2 separate regions of the Homo sapiens genome follow, and region 1 is linked to region 2. A link is an interaction called in ENCODE POLR2A ChIA-PET data of the cell type or tissue named here. Cell type or tissue: B cell. All regions are shown on one strand.

What was found. Peaks named below come from ENCODE experiments on the same cell type or tissue, not always from the same donor. Only the 100,000 strongest peaks of a DNase experiment are listed, where the experiment ranks them.
Region 1: POLR2A ChIA-PET joins it to region 2 with 6 read pairs; 3 of 35 experiments call an interaction of 5 or more read pairs at or near these places.

The regions. Positions count from the first base shown.
Region 1 is chr17:31,368,771-31,376,770 of GRCh38, forward strand. NF1 (neurofibromin 1) reads left to right here. Exons shown (of 58, transcript NM_001042492.3): 58 at 5,243-8,000. The coding sequence ends at 5,385. Among named protein-coding and RNA genes, the nearest start is that of RAB11FIP4, 19 kb to the right of the region's middle. RefSeq lists a silencer at 2,941-3,235. In B cell, CTCF peaks have their summits at 4,589 and 4,796; a DNase peak (open chromatin) is centred at 4,591; H3K27ac peaks cover 518 bases.
Region 2 is chr17:30,954,720-30,962,719 of GRCh38, forward strand. It overlaps ADAP2 (ArfGAP with dual PH domains 2), which reads left to right. Exons shown (of 11, transcript NM_018404.3): 10 at 1,522-1,750; 11 at 3,116-4,603. The coding sequence ends at 3,150. It also overlaps a transcript of RNF135 not described here and the pseudogene RN7SL138P. Among named protein-coding and RNA genes, the nearest start is that of RNF135, 12 kb to the right of the region's middle. RefSeq lists enhancers at 2,495-2,544, 3,128-3,627 and a silencer at 5,754-5,803. In B cell, no CTCF peak of the experiment used is centred here; DNase peaks (open chromatin) are centred at 2,380, 3,702, 5,862 and 6,682; H3K4me3 peaks cover 2,097 bases; H3K27ac peaks cover 4,481 bases.

The DNA.
Region 1 (8,000 bases), 410 kb after region 2:
GAAATAGACAAGTCTGCTGTTATCCTTAATTGCCAGATTAAGAATTACAACTAAATAAGAATATTGATCCAAACAAGTCTCAAACCTAGGTCTTCTGACATGTTTAAGTTCTCCTGTATGTAATAAGAGTTTTCTAATAAGTTTGCCATATTGTATATGAAATAAACTAAATGCAGAGTAAGGTAACCTACTAGTGCTCCTGCACAGGTGGCAGGAGATTTCAGTTTTTATTAGTCTGTCATTTTTGTAGTATAACTTCTCACAAATTACCTAACCCATTTTTCCTTAGCTTTTCAAGAGTTAAAAGCGATTCTGTTGTTTTATTATTTCATGATACTATTATAACTGATTATTTCAGTTTGGGAAACCAAAAGTGTTTTTTAAAAATGAGTGACTAAAAAATTGTCAGGCTGGAGCTACATCACTAGTTGTAAAAATACACAAACCTTGATACCTGCCTTCAAGGAACTCATGTTCTAGCAGGGAAGATAGACATCTAACTTAAATAACAATAATGTAATCTAATCCTTTTCCCCAGCTACTCAAATTCACTGAATTTTGGCCAATAACACCTTCTAGTTAGGATTTTGTCTTTATCTGGAACCACCACAATTTATTGAAACATAGTACTGCTGATATACTGCTGTACAGAATGTCCAGCTGTTTCTGCTCTGCATGTTTGTAATTGGCTGCATGTTTGACCACAGCATATCTGTGGGGTCATTTAAGCTGGCAAATCAGGACCACAGAAGTTTTAGCTTTATTTCCTTTGTGTGGTAGCCTCTGGGTTTCTGTCAGTCACTTTGTAGTTTTGTCTGTTTGTTGTCCACCAAAGGCCAGAAAGGAGAGCCAATGCTTTAGGGGCAAAAGAGATACCAGAATACAAAACTTTAAAGGGGTTTTGATGAAAAGAAGTGCAGCACCAAGGCCTTCTCACTAACTTAAAATATGGCATATAGCAATACAGGATGTGTTCTGTCTGCATTGGAGTGGTCTATCAGATAATCTGAGAGTTTTTCCTATGGGATATTGAGGTGAAATCCTTCACCAGTTCCTAGAGAGATTTCTAGATTTAATTTTAGAGGATAAAAAGAAAGAATGCTGCCAAAATTCTTAGAAGTGAGAATTATGCTGAGAAACTTAAATGCCAGAACTAGATACTATGATCATTCTGTTTCATACTACCTTGGCTTTTTCAAGATATATTTTGGTGTAAACGTAATGCATTTTAATTGTTTTTTTTTAATGACTTTCCAAGATTTTTGTTAGTTTCTCCTTTGATCCTTACAGTAAAACATCTTTGCTGTGAAGTTGAACTTAGGAATCACAGTCACACCACATTTACCTATGTGTGATTTATACAGTTGGGTCACTAAGTAGGAAGAAAACATACATTCCAAAAACAAGAATTTAGATGAAAAATGAATTTGAGAAAAGAAGTAGAATATCAACTTTTGACATAGTGTTGAAGCTTTTGGTTATGAGGGATGGGGCTGACAAGTCACTCGTACTTTTACATTTTTAATTAATGTGCTCATTAGGAAAAAAATTGGAAAATTCAGAAAAATAAAAGGAAAAAGTTACCCACAATCCTATCATTCTAAGATAGATAACCACTGTTTATTAACATTTTGGTGCATTTCCTTCCAGTTTCTTTTTTTTATATACTTGAGGTCATAGTATGTGAACAACTTTATAGCTTGTTTTGTACCCTCAACATTTAACAGGAGATAAATAAGGCCTTTAAAATTATTTGAGGTTTGACGGTTATTTGCTTCACAAAACAGAAAGTGGAATGTTCTTAGCACTTTTTTGAAGATACCTTCACCCTAGTGACTTCATCTACATTACTACAATTTATGTAATTGTAATTCTCAGGAATAACACTGTGCCCAAACAGAAGCATTGCCACCCATGTCATGACTGTTTTCCCCTCAGAGTAGGCCATGGTCTAGTAGTAGCAAGACACACAAGAACGAGCCCCAGGGTAGCAGATTGCTGGCAGAGAGTCACAGGGCCTTCCTAGTGGTCATCCATGCTTCATGCCCCTCCTGCATGCGGGCCAGCTCCAAGTTGTTTCAAACCTTTGTCTTTTTAAGGTCCTAGTTTTGCCTGAATCTTATTTTCTATTAAAGAAACAACTCAGAATTACTGGACTTGAAACTTGTAGGCCAAATGCAAATTTGAGGAAATGGAAGGTCAAATACGCTGACAAATTCATAATTTTAAGTGGAGGATGCCAAAGGGAAAAAAAAAAGTTCTATCTTTTCAACTAAAAATATTATACCACTCTCTGGAGATCAGGGATTGCATGCTTTGGGGCTCTGAATTACAGGTATCTAGCTATCACATTTTAAAATGGAAGTGTTCAGTTCATTCAGTATTAATTGAAAATAATTTTTCAATGTATTGAAAAAATAACTAGATTTTACAGGAAAACAAAAATGAATAATAATGATCTTTACCCTTCTCAGTGCCTTTACTCAGTAGAGGAAGATGGATGTACAAGTTGTAGAATCATAGGCAAGTTAATTTAAAAGCAAGGAAGGAGAAAGTAGTTCTGGCAAGAGACAGAATAATGCATCATGAAGGAAAAGGATATGAGAAAAAAAAATATGGGTTGAATTTTATCTTGTAGAGATACGCAAGACAATTAAAAGAGCCTACACAAACATACATCCCAAAGAAGCTCAAGGCACATTCCAGAGATCATGAGCAGCTTTCTTTCAGTTTTGTTATTTCTTTTGTAAATAGCTCTGGAGAGGATGCAAATAAATATACAGAAGAGAATTTAAATAGACCAGAATTCTGTTACCCAGAGAAAAGTTCCATGAATGTTTCTAGTCATCTTTCTATGCATATGATTAGATTAGATTAGATTAGAACATGACTAGCCTTAAAAAATTTAATAAGGGTTTTAAAAAAGATTTGAATAGAACAGATTTTCAGTGGTGGTTCAGCTATGCTCACCTCCTGGAGAAATGTCGCTGATGTTTTTCCTTGCACTCATATGCCTGATGCAGTGCACATGTTCATAAACAGTCACTGACAAATGCCCATGTTCCTTTGACAGCAGTTCAGATTTTCAAGACAGCAAATCTCTGTTGAGCACGTGTAAACCAGGCCACGTGCTTACAGATGCCTGATACTCTTGAGTCGAATTCAGAGCTGAATCCAAATGAAAGATGAGTGGCTCCTAGAGGGAGGTCATCCCAAGTTCATTTCCTGTTCATGAGCCAACAAATAACTAACTGGGTAGATCTATGTACATTTTCTGTAACATAATGAATACTTCTTGACTTGAAATATTACTTTTTGTCCAAAAATGGAAATTTTTCTATTCTAAGATTTAAAATTTCAATATATAAAGAAGAATAAAGTACAAATTAGCTGAAATCTTGCCATACAGAGGTAAAATATATTTTTTAGTCCTTTGGCTTCTGACAGAGATAAAATATTTTGGCAGATGTTTACCCAGCCCTACGCCCTCTCCCCACAGTGTGTGGGTGTTTTTTTCCTACTCCAAAAATTGTGGTCATCTTTTTGTATCAGTAAATATCAATCAGTAATGTACATTTTGATACAAATTACTAAAACGTTCTGCAGCTGTTTGCTTTCCCGCCAAAATTTATGCCAGCAGTAAGTATAATCAGTCTAATTTTGGGGGTAAATTTTATTGATGTTTAACAGAAAAGTTCACAAATTGCAAGTTTTCAGCTTAGTGAACTTTTAAAATGTAAACACACTTGAAAATCCATCATCTACATCAAGAAACAGAACATTACCAGCATCCCAAGAAGCCATCCTCATGCCCCCTTAAGTCACTACTTCCGCAAGGGTGACCACAGTCCTGTTACCCAATTTGTAATCTTTCCTAATGTGATAGATAAAAATAAAAATCTTATTTTAGTTTCTGGTTACTTTTCTGAAGTTACTGCTTAGATTATTTATAATATTAATTGGGGTGGGGTGCAGTGGCTCATGCTTGTAATCCCAGAACTTTGAGAGGCCAAGATGGAAGGATTGCTTGAGACCAGGAGTTCAAGACCAGCCTTGGCAACATAGTGAGACTCTATCTCTAGACAGAATTTTAAAATTAGCTGGGCATGGTGGCATGCACCTGTAGTCCTAGCTGTTTGGGAGGCTGAGGCGAGAGGATAGCTTGAGCCTGGAAGTTCAAGGTTATAGTGAGCTATGATCACACCACTGCACTGCAGCCTGTGCAACAGGGCAAGACCCTGTCTCTAAATAAATAATCAATCATTGTTAGGCCCAGGTTTTGGAGGTTTAATCTCCTCCTCAAGAGAAATAAATGGCATCTGTTTAAGGTTGCAGAATGTGAAATGACTTGGCATAGCTGAAAAGAAGCAAAGATTCTACAGTATGACCTTTGTGATATATTATTTTCTCAGTAAATAGTTTCTTTGGGATAGGCACTGTGATTAAAAAAATAAAAGCATCTTGAGTTTTCTTTGAAGTGACAAATTTGCTGGAAAGATCAGTACTTTCTGCTGCTGGAGAGTATATTCTGTTTATAAACATGAATGAGGATGTGAATAAGGCTAGAAGATGACCTCTGCTGGAAGTTTCTGGTATGATTTGGAGGAAGGAGCACTAGTCTTCCCTGGTGGCTGCTAGCCTTTCATTTAGTTCAAGCCTGCCAGCCTCTAGCTTTTCCTTGCAACTTGTCTTTTCATTTTTCTTGTGCTATTTTCTGCTATGATAGCAAACTTTGCATAACAAAATGTGAAGTTTTCCATGTGACATTAACTTAGTAAACATTTTAGCAATTGACTATTAAAATGAAATGTGCATAAACAATTTGCCAGGTTGTATCTTATCACAAATATAGTCATGTGCTGCATAACAACATTGCAGTCAACAACAGAACACATATAGACAGTGGTCCCGAAAGATTATAATACTGTATTTTTACTGTACCTTTTCTGTGTTAGATATACAAATAGTTAGCATTGTGTTACAACTACATAAAGTACACAATATGGTAACCTGCTGTACAGGTTTGTTGCCTGGGAGAAACAGGCTATACCATATAGCCTTGGTGTGTAGTAGGCTATGCTATCTAAGTTCATGTAAGTACACTCCACAATATTTGCACAGACAAAATCGCCTAATGATTGTTTCCTAGAATGTGTCCCCGTTGTTAAGCGACACATGACTGCAATGAAATTCAGTCCTGGAAGGAAAAGAAGAAGTAACTGGCTGTTCTCTTTTTCTCCAGGAATCGACAAGGAGAACGTTGAACTCTCCCCTACCACTGGCCACTGTAACAGTGGACGAACTCGCCACGGATCCGCAAGCCAAGTGCAGAAGCAAAGAAGCGCTGGCAGTTTCAAACGTAATAGCATTAAGAAGATCGTGTGAAGCTTGCTTGCTTTCTTTTTTAAAATCAACTTAACATGGGCTCTTCACTAGTGACCCCTTCCCTGTCCTTGCCCTTTCCCCCCATGTTGTAATGCTGCACTTCCTGTTTTATAATGAACCCATCCGGTTTGCCATGTTGCCAGATGATCAACTCTTCGAAGCCTTGCCTAAATTTAATGCTGCCTTTTCTTTAACTTTTTTTCTTCTACTTTTGGCGTGTATCTGGTATATGTAAGTGTTCAGAACAACTGCAAAGAAAGTGGGAGGTCAGGAAACTTTTAACTGAGAAATCTCAATTGTAAGAGAGGATGAATTCTTGAATACTGCTACTACTGGCCAGTGATGAAAGCCATTTGCACAGAGCTCTGCCTTCTGTGGTTTTCCCTTCTTCATCCTACAGAGTAAAGTGTTAGTCCTATTTATACATTTTTCAAGATACAAGTTTATGAGAGAAATAGTATTATAACCCCAGTATGTTTAATCTTTTAGCTGTGGACTTTTTTTTTAACCGTACAAAACTGAAAGAACCATAGAGGTCAAGCCTCAGTGACTTGACACCATAAAGCCACAGACAAGGTACTTGGGGGGGAGGGCAGGGAAATTTCATATTTTATAGTGGATTCTTAAGAAATACTAACACTTGAGTATTAGCAATAATTACAGGAAAATAAGTGCGACCACATATATCTTAACATTACTGAATTAAAACTATGGCTTCTAAGTCCTTATCCAAACTCAGTCATCCAAACTAGTTTATTTTTTTCTCCAGTTGATTATCTTTTAATTTTTAATTTTGCTAAAGGTGGTTTTTTTGTGTTTTGTTTTTTGTAAACCAAAACTATACTAAGTATAGTAATTATATATATATATATATTTTTTCCCCTCCCCCTCTTCTTTCCTAACTAATTCTGAGCAGGGTAATCAGTGAACAAAGTGTTGAAAATTGTTCCCAGAAGGTAATTTTCATAGATGTTTGCATTAGCTCCATAGCAAAATGGAATGGTACGTGACATTTAGGGTAGCTGATATTTTTATTTTGTTAAATAATTTCCAAGAATAGAGTATGGTGTATATTATAAATTTCTTTGATAAGATGTATTTTGAATGTCTTTTAATCTTCCTCCTCCTCTCCAAAAAAATCAGAAACCTCTTTAAGAAAACATGTAGGTTATATATGCTAGAATTGCATTTAATCACTGTGAAAAGACTGGTCAGCCTGCATTAGTATGACAGTAGGGGGGCTGTTAGAATTGCTGCTATACTGGTGGTATGGATTATCATGGCATTGGAATTTTCATAGTAATGCAGATCCAATTTCTTTGTGGTACCTGCAGTTTACAAAATAATTTGACTTCAGTGAGCATATTGGTATCTGGATGTTCCAATTTAGAACTAAACCATATTTATTACAAAAAGATATTAATCCCTCTACTCCCAGGTTCCCTTTATATGTTAAGATATAATGGCTTTGAGGGGGGAAAAAATAAACCTAGGGGAGAGGGGAGTTTCCTGTAGTGCTGTTTCATTAGAGGATTTCAGTAAATTAAATTCCACAGCTAATTCAATAAATAATGGTACATTTAAGTGTTCTGATTTTAATAATATATTTCACATTTATCCACACAGTAACAATGTAATATGTTAATGTAAATAAAATTGGTTTTGATACTCAGAAATAACAAGAATTTAATTTTTTAAATTTGTTTACAGTCCTGGGAAAAGTAAGAATTATTTGCCAAAATAAGAGGAAAGAAAACCTTAGTATTATTAATGAGTTTACCATAGAATTGTTGGAAATACTGAAGACAGGTGCAATTTACTAAACTTTTGTTTTTAAACTATTGTAGAGGCTGCATTAGAAGAAAATGTTTATAATGACAGAGCAACTATGACTATATAAAAAAGCTGAAATTAGAACTGTGTTTAGAAATAGATCAGTAACCCAGTGCCAAGGATGCCAAGCTGCCACCATGGTCTTGGCTCTCCCACAACCCAGTGTTTCTGGGGTAAGTTTCACAGTTTCTAGGCCCTGGAATAGCAGGCAGTGTAAGCCTTTGATAACTTTAGTTCGATGTTTTTCTTGTTTTTGTTTGTTGGTTTGGTGCATATGATAGTGGGTGTTATGCTATTTTGCTCTTCCCATCAAAATAAAGAAACTTCCAGAGGTTTACTGTTAAAAATACTGATATTTCCATAAACGGGTTTACCAAGGGTGTAGTATTTCATACCGCCTGAAATGATCAGCATTGGCACAAATCAAAATTCAGCCGCCTTTGAAATGCAAAAATACCTTTGACTAGTAAGTACATCCTAGGAGTTTGAAAACTTAACTAAGGTTTAAAATTTACCTTGTTTAAAGAACTTCTGACTTTTGAGGAAAATCTAGCTTTCCAAGTAACTAAAATGTACATGAGATAAACCTCTCACCACTATGTGTCCCTTGAGAAATGCAACACTTTTTTAGTCTTCATACTTGTAATCTATAAAAGAAATTCTGAAGTTTAGACCAAGTTGCCCATTTCTGCGTAATTGACATAAGTTCTGTTAAAAATATTATAAGTAATTCGTTTCGGTTTGTAGATGTTTCCCCTGACTTGTTAAAGAGGAAACCAGGA
Region 2 (8,000 bases):
AATCTCCTATGGCATGAAGCTTCTCCTCGCTTTCAGGAAGTCTATTATGAGTATCCAAAATGCTGCCCATGGTAGTTAAATATGGTGTATCTCTTCCTCTAGTCTCCAGGGCTCACTTCTAACCAAGAGGCCGTGATGTGTAGTAGTTAGGAGTGTGGTGGACTCTAGAACCCCACCGTCTGGGCTCTGGTCTCAGCCCTGCCACTTGTAGTAGTGTTGCCTTGAGCCGTGTACTTAGTGCTCTGTGCCTCGGTTTCCTCCTCTGAAAAACAGGCTTAATAAGAATGCCTTCCCCAGAGGTTGCCATGATGGTTATTTAAGTTACTATATATAAAGCATTGTAATTCCTGATGCTGATTTTAATAAGTGCTCCGTAAATGTTAGGTATCACTTATTTTTTTTTTTTTAGAGACAGAGTCTCTCTCTGTCACCCAGGCTGGAATGCAGTGGCACAATCACAGCTCATTGCAACCTTGAACTTCTGGGCCCAAGTTATCTTCCTGCCTCAGCCTCCTAAGTAGCTCAGAATACAGGCATGCATCACCATGCCCAGCTAATTAAAAAAAAAAAATTTAGGGCTGGATGTGCTGCCTTTTGTCTGTAATCCCAGCACTTTGGGAGGCTGAGACAGGAGGATCGCTTGAGCCCAGAAGTTCGAGACCAGCCTGTGCAACATAGTGAGATCCCATCTCTACAAGAAACTTAAGGCCAGGCACGGTGGCTCACATCTGTAAACCCAGCATTTTGGAAGGCTGAGGCGGGGCAGATCACGAGCTCAGGAGTTCGAGACTAGCCTAACCAACATGGTGAAACCCTGTCTCTACTAAAAATACAAAAATTAGCCGGACGTGGTGGTGCGTGCCTGTAAGCCCAGCTACTCAGGAGGCTGAGGCAGGAGAATCGCTTGAAACCGGGAGGCAGAGGGTGCAGAGGGTGCATGCCATTGCACTCCAGCCTGGGTGCAGAGTGAGACTCCGTCTCAAAAAAAAAAAAAGAAAGAAAAAAAAAGAAACTTAAAAATTAGTCAGGTGTGGTGGTGCATGCCTGTAGTCCTAGCTGCTTGGGAGGCTGAGGTGGGAGGATTGCCTGAGCCTGGGAGGTTGAGGCTGGGATGAGCCATGATTGTGCCACTGCACTTCCAGCCTGGGTGACAGAGTGAGGCCCTGTCTCCAAAAACAATTCATAATAATAATTAATAATTTTTTTTTGTAGAGAAGGGGTCTCACTATGTTGTCCCGGTTGGTCTCATATTCCTGGCCTCAGGCAATCCTCTGCCTTGGCTTCCCAAAGTGCTAGGATTACAGGCATGAACTACCAGGCCCACCCTCGGTATCTTTTCAATAGATGATGTGTATGATTTATTTTAGGGTTTTGATCTTTCAAATTCTGGGTCCCACTTAGCAGAAATCCCAGCAGGGACCTCATACCCCTTTCCCAAAATAAAGCTTGGAGGCTGTCAGGGCTGCAGGGCCCCTCTGCCCTGGGGGCACCCTCTGATGACCCTGTACTCTCCATTTTCAGGATGCCTTCGAGCAGGGCCAGGTTTTTCTTGGGAACAAGGAGCAGGGATATGAAGCCTACGAAGACCTGCCCAAGGGCATCCGAGGAAATCGCTGGAAAGCCGGACTCACCATTGTCACCCCAGAGCGGAGATTTGTCCTCACTTGCCCCAGTGAGAAGGAACAGCAGGAATGGCTGGAAAGTTTGCGGGGTGTCCTGTCCAGCCCCTTGACGCCCCTCAACCGGCTTAGTAAGAAGCAGGAACTGAGGGGTGTTCTTTTGGACAAGGGCAGAGGACAGAAAATTGCTTCTTCACTTAGGTTCAGCTTTGATACCACAAAAGATTCCTGATTCCTGACTATGCTCTTTTCATTGTCTTCTCTTCCTGCAAAAGAAAAGCACAGACATGCCATTATTGCCAAAAGGTCTCCTCTGTCCACTCTGGGTTCCCCTAACCGAGCCCTTCCCCAGGAGCTTTTAGAGGAGTTTGGCCCTGGCAGAACCCCTGGGTGCTGTCTGTACCCCTTGCGGTGTGGGGGCTAAGCAGCTTCTCTTTCCCTCCACCGTGCTCTATGCTGATCCTTTTTCTCGTGAGAAAACGCTGGCCTGTTATTATTAGCTAAGGTCACACCCGCTGGGCAGCTCCTGGGATTTTTGGATTCCTCCCCACTCCAGAGGGAAGGCTATTTCTAGTGGCTTCTTTTCTTTGAGTCCTCCCTTCTGTCTGCCTCTCTCCTGTTCCTCCTCTTTACCAGTAGGGCTTCCTCAATGCTGACAGCCCTGTGAAAAAAGGGGAGACATGCCGAGCTCCGGCAGGAAACTGCTGGCCCAGGACCTGGCTTCTGGGGCACAAAGGAGAATTTCTGTGTTTGGAAAAGTACAGACTGAGCAGGTGACCCCCGCACAGCCCCTTGGGGGAAACACTTGTGCCCTTTGAGTCTGACTGATATAAACACAGACTCTCTTGACTGTCCCATAAAGGCCAAAGCCAGAGAACCTCAGAAAGGGACTTGCAAATTGTGAGTGAGGCATATCAGCTGGTGCTTTCTTTTCTCTGTGGGCTGCCATTTATGAATCTCTTGGTTTCTCTCTGTCTCTGTCCCTCCACTTTTCTCTCCTTTGCTGGTGTGTGCATTCCCTCTGACGCCCTGGCTCTCACTCTTTCATTCTGTTTTTTATTCTGGCTCCCTCTGTCTTTGTGTTTTTTTTTTTAATTTTCTTTTTTTGAGGTGGGGTCTTGCACTGTCACCCAGGCTGGAGTGCAGTGGTGCGATCTCAGCTCACTGCAACCTCTTCTTCCTGGGCTCAGGCAATCCTCTCACCTCAGCCTCCCAAGTAGCTGGGACTACAGGCTCGTGACACCACATCTAGCTAATTTGTTTTGTATTTTTGGTAGAGACAGAGTTTCACCATGTTGCTCAGGCTGGTCTCGAACTCCTGAGCTCAAGTGATCCACCTGCCTCGGCCTCCCAAAGTGCTGGGATTACAGGCATGAGCCACTGTGCCCGGCCATGGCTCCCTCTGTCTTTGTACGCCTGTCCCTTTGCTGTCCCTCTCCTCCACAGGACAGCATTGGCATGGCCACCTCCCTCAGCCCTCTTCATTTCCCTTGCAGCTGCATCAACAGAGAGTGGCCGCAGCAGCAGGTGACCCATTAACTGAGGAACTGGCTGCCACTGAACACCTGGAACTCCTTGTGGGAAGAAGTTTGCACCTCGGCCCTGGCTGCCCACCATCAGTGCCCCGCAGTCAGCAGCCATTCCTGGCAGTGAACTCTGCCAGGACTGAAGCTGTGGCTTTATCCATCAGCTCCCTGGGCCTTCCCCGCAACCCACCTCGGGGATCTGAGGATCTGGTGCATAGATGAACATCTATCCCCTCCTCCCCCATACACACCTAGGCTTGAAATGCCCTACAGGCCCAGAACTTTCTCACATCTGAAATGGAGGCATTGCAATGAAAAGGCACCCACAGCATCATGCAAGTGGCATCTTGTAAAAAAAAAAAAAAAGTTTAATCTGAATCTAACCATGAGGAAATAATCAGACAAATCCACATTAGGGGCATTCTGCTAAACATCTGACCCAGACTCTTCAAAAATGAAGAGTGAAAGATAAAGTAGTCAATGGCCGGGCGCAGTGAGATTGCGCCATTGCATTCCAGCCTGGGTGACAGAGCGAGACTCCGTATCAGAAAGAAAAAGAGGAACTGAATGAAATCTCAGATGGCTGAAATGTTAGAGAAACAGAGCACCAAGTCCCCTGCTCTGTGACTCGTTGTTCCTTTCCTCTGTCTTCAAGCACCACGCAGAAATACACTGGATGTTCTCTCTTTGCTTCAATGGAGACCCAAGGAGCTGGGAGGTCTCTTAAGAGACTCTCTGATTCTCCGTGGCTGGGTGTGATGGCTCATGCCCATAATCCCAGCCCTTTGGGAAGCTGAGGCAGGAGGATTGAGACCAGGAGTTCGAGAAGAGCCTGGGCAACATAGTGAGACCCCATCTCTACAAAGAAAAAAAAATTAGCTGGACATGGTAATGAATGCCTGTAGTCCCAGCTACTCCGGACACTGATGTGAGAGGATCACTTGAGCCAGGGAGGTCATGGCTACAGTGACCCCTCATTGCACCACTTTACTTAGCCTGGGTGACAGAGTGAGACCCTATCTCAAAAAAAAAAAAAATCTATGCATTGTATGGGACTTTCCTTTGGATCCCCCAATCAAAGGATAAGCAATGCGTAAGCCTGTGTCCTTCCTGAAGCTTCTCGACTGCCCAGATAGGGAGGTGAGTCCTCTCTATCTCCTCTGGCTCTGGAAGCACCTTGAAAATGTGCATTTTCAAGGACACTTGCTGGGTTGTGCATTAAGGGCCAGTTTACTTGTCTGCCTCTTTGACCACCTGTGAACTCTGTTGGGTGTACTCTGCTAAGTTCTGGGGATGAGGAAATTAATAAAGGTACAGTCTTGCCTTCAAGGAACTTATGGTCTAGAGGAGAAGAACGAGAAGTATAGATAGGCAGTAACAAAGCTACTTGAAGAGGCCAACTGGGATTCTAAGGGTGGGAAAGAACAGACACAAGAGATAAAGTCCTAATGAAATGGAGTGCTTGGTTTTGGATGATTCCTTCCTCAAGGAAGAGTATGCTTCTATACTCTTATATTAAATCCCTTTTTCCCTTTTTGGCTTGTTAGTGCAAGGAAGTTTCTATTACTTGAATCAGTCCTGACAGATAAAGTTCTCTAAAAGAGATGATACCTATGCTGAATCCTGAAGAAAGAGTAGAAGATAGTTGGGTTGGGGTGGGAGGAGGCAGAGAAAGAAGCATGTGTAAAGGCTCAGAGATATCAGGTGTGCACGTGCCTGTAGTCCTAGCTACTGGGGAGGGTGAGGTGGGAAGATCATTTGAGCCCAGGAGTTCTGGGCTTTAGTGCACAATGCTAATTGGGTGTCCACACTAAATTTGGCATCAACATGGTGACCTCCCAGGAGTGAGGAATCACCAGTTTGCCTAAGGAGGGGTGAACTGGCCCAGATCAGAAATGAAGCACTTCCGTGCTGGTCAGTAGAGGGATCATGCCTGTGAACAGCCATTGCACTGCAGCCTGGGCGACAAGAGGGAAACTCCGTCTAAAAAAAGAAAATAGCTAGGCATGGGCACTGTAATGCATGCCTGTAGTCCCAGCTACTCAGGAGGCAGAGGTGGGAGGCTTGCTTGGGCCTGGGGGGTTATGCACTCCAGCCTGGGTGACAGAGTGAGACTCCGTCTCCAAAAAAAAAAAAAAGAAAAAGAAAAGAAAATTTGAATCACACTTCACTTGTATTAGCGTTCTCCAGAGAAACAGAACCAATGATATACATATATATATATATGGCTATAGAAAGAAATTTATTGGCCGGGCACGGTGGCTCACGCCTATAATCCTAGCACTTTGGGAGGCCGAGGCAGGCAGATCATGAGGTCAGGAGATCAAGACCATCCTGGCCAACATGGTGAAACCCCGTCTCTACTAAAAATACAAAAATTAGCTGACTGTGGTGGCACGTGCCTGTAGTCCCAGCTACTCAGGAAGCTGAGGCAGGAGAATCGCTTGAACCCGGCAGGCGGAGGTTGCAGTGAACCAAGATTGCGCCACTGCACTCCAGCCTGGCGACAGAGTGAGACTCCGTCTCAAAAAAAGAAAAAGAAAAAGAAAAAAAAAAAAGCCAGGCATGGTGGCATGTGCCTGTAGTCCCAGCTACTCAAGGCTGAACTCCCACTTAAGCCTGAGATTTCAAGACTGCAGTGAGCTATGGTCTCACCACTGCACTCCAGCCTGGGTGACAGAGTGAGACTCTGCTTCAGCAAAGAACAGTTATGTCACACCCCAAAACTCCCTTGTAGCCACACCCTTCCCCTGCCCCGTGGCAACCATTGATCCGTTCATCATTATAGATTGTACTTTCAAAAATGCCATATAAATGGAATCATTTAATATGTAATTTTTATTTTATTTTATTTTATTTTATTTTATTTATTTTATTTTATTTTTTTTTTTTTGAGACAGAGTCTTGCTCTGTCGCCCAGGCTGGAGTGCAGTGGCGCAATCTCGGCTCGCTGCAAGCTCCGCCTCCCGGGTTCACGCCATTCTCCTGCCTCAGCCTCCCGAGTAGCTGGGACTACAGGCGCCCGCCACTATGCCTGGCTAATTTTTTGTATTTTTAGTAGAGACAGGGTTTCATCATGTTAGCCAGGAGGGTCTCGATCTCCCAACCTCGTGATCCACCTGCCTCGGCCTCCCAAAGTGCTGGGATTACAGGCATGAGCCACCACGCCAGGCCTGTAATTTTTAAAGACTGGATTCTTTCACAGCACATGATACCTTTGAGATTCATCAAAGTCACTGCATGTGTCAATATGTCTTTCCTTATTGCTAAGAAGTATTCCACTATATGGCTATACCATACCTTGTTTATCCAGTGGAATGCTGCTTAGCAATAAAAAGGAACAAATTATTCATACATACAACAGTCCCCAGGTATGGGGCTTCTGGTTCATACTGATGCAGGGTAGGTAGTCAAGGAAGTAACCAGGGTCTCAGGACACAGCAATCATGCTGACCATTCAGTCAACACAATAAGCCTCAGCATTCACAATGCAACTGAGCTAATTCAAGCAAAGCTATCTGCAGTAGGGAATTTCCCATGTAGACAGCATGCAAACTTTGCGGTTCACCTCCCCTCCCCTCCTCTCCCCTCTCCTCTCCTGTCCTTTCCTTTTTCTGAGATGGAGTCTTGCTCTGTCACCCAGGCTGGAGTGCAGTGGTGTCATCCCGGCTCACTACAACCTCTGCCTCCCAGGTTCAAGCAATTCTTCTGCCTCAGCCTCCTGAGTAGCTGGGACCACAGGCACATGCCACCATGCCCAGCTAATTTTTGTATTTTTCTGTAGAGATGGGATTTCATTATGTTGGCCAGGCTGCTCTCAAACTCCCGACCTCAGGTGATCCACCCACCTCAGCCTCCCAAAATGCTGGGATTACATGCGTGAGCCACCGCGCCCGGCCCTGACAGCATGCACACTTTGATTTTACCTGGTCTCAAACTGACCCTTTGCTTATTTTAATAGTAAAAAATACACCCCTGGGTGGAAATTTAAGATGGTAATGAGACATGTGGTGTATGAACAAGCATGTAAACTACTGTGCATGTGCACCCAGAAGACCACCCAGAACATGCTTACTAGTAACTCCTCTTTCCACTTCCTTATGAATAATCACATAAGACTCCCATAAAGGGAGTCTCCTTAGTGCCAGTTTTTGCTGTCTCATCCTTAAATGAGCAGCCTACCCTGAATCCTCTCTCTGAGTGTGCTGCCCATTCTGCACTTAATTTTCAAAATCCTCTTTCTCCTTTACAATAAATAACTCTATGCTGCACTTTTTTTTTTTTCCCGAGATGGAGTCTCTCTGTGTCGCCAGGCTGGAGTGCAGTAGAGTGATCTTGGCTCACTGAAACCTCTGACTCCCTGGTTCAAGCAATTCTCCTGCCTCTGCCTCCCAAGTAGCTGGGATTACAGGCATGCACCATCACATCCAGCTAATTTTTGGTATTTTTAGTAGATATGAGGTTTCACCATGTTGGCCAGGATGGTCTTGAATTCTTGACCTCATGATCCACCCACTTCGGCCTCCCAAAGTGCTGGGATTACAGGCATGAGCCACCGCGCCTGGCCTATGCTGCACTTCTTTTGCTGTGTGTCTCTTGTTTACATTTTTGTTTTTTTTGAGATGGAGTCTCGCTCTGTTGCCCAGGCTGGAGTGCAGTGGCACGATCTCGGCTCACTGCAAGCTCCGCCTCTTGGGTTCATGCCATTCTCCTGCCTCAGCCTCCCGAGTAGCTGGGACACAGGCGCCTGCTACCACGCCCGGCTACTTTTTTGTATTTTTAGTAGAGGTGGGGTTTCACCACGTTACCCAGGATGGTCTCAATCTCCAGAATTCGTGATCTGCCTGCCTGGGCC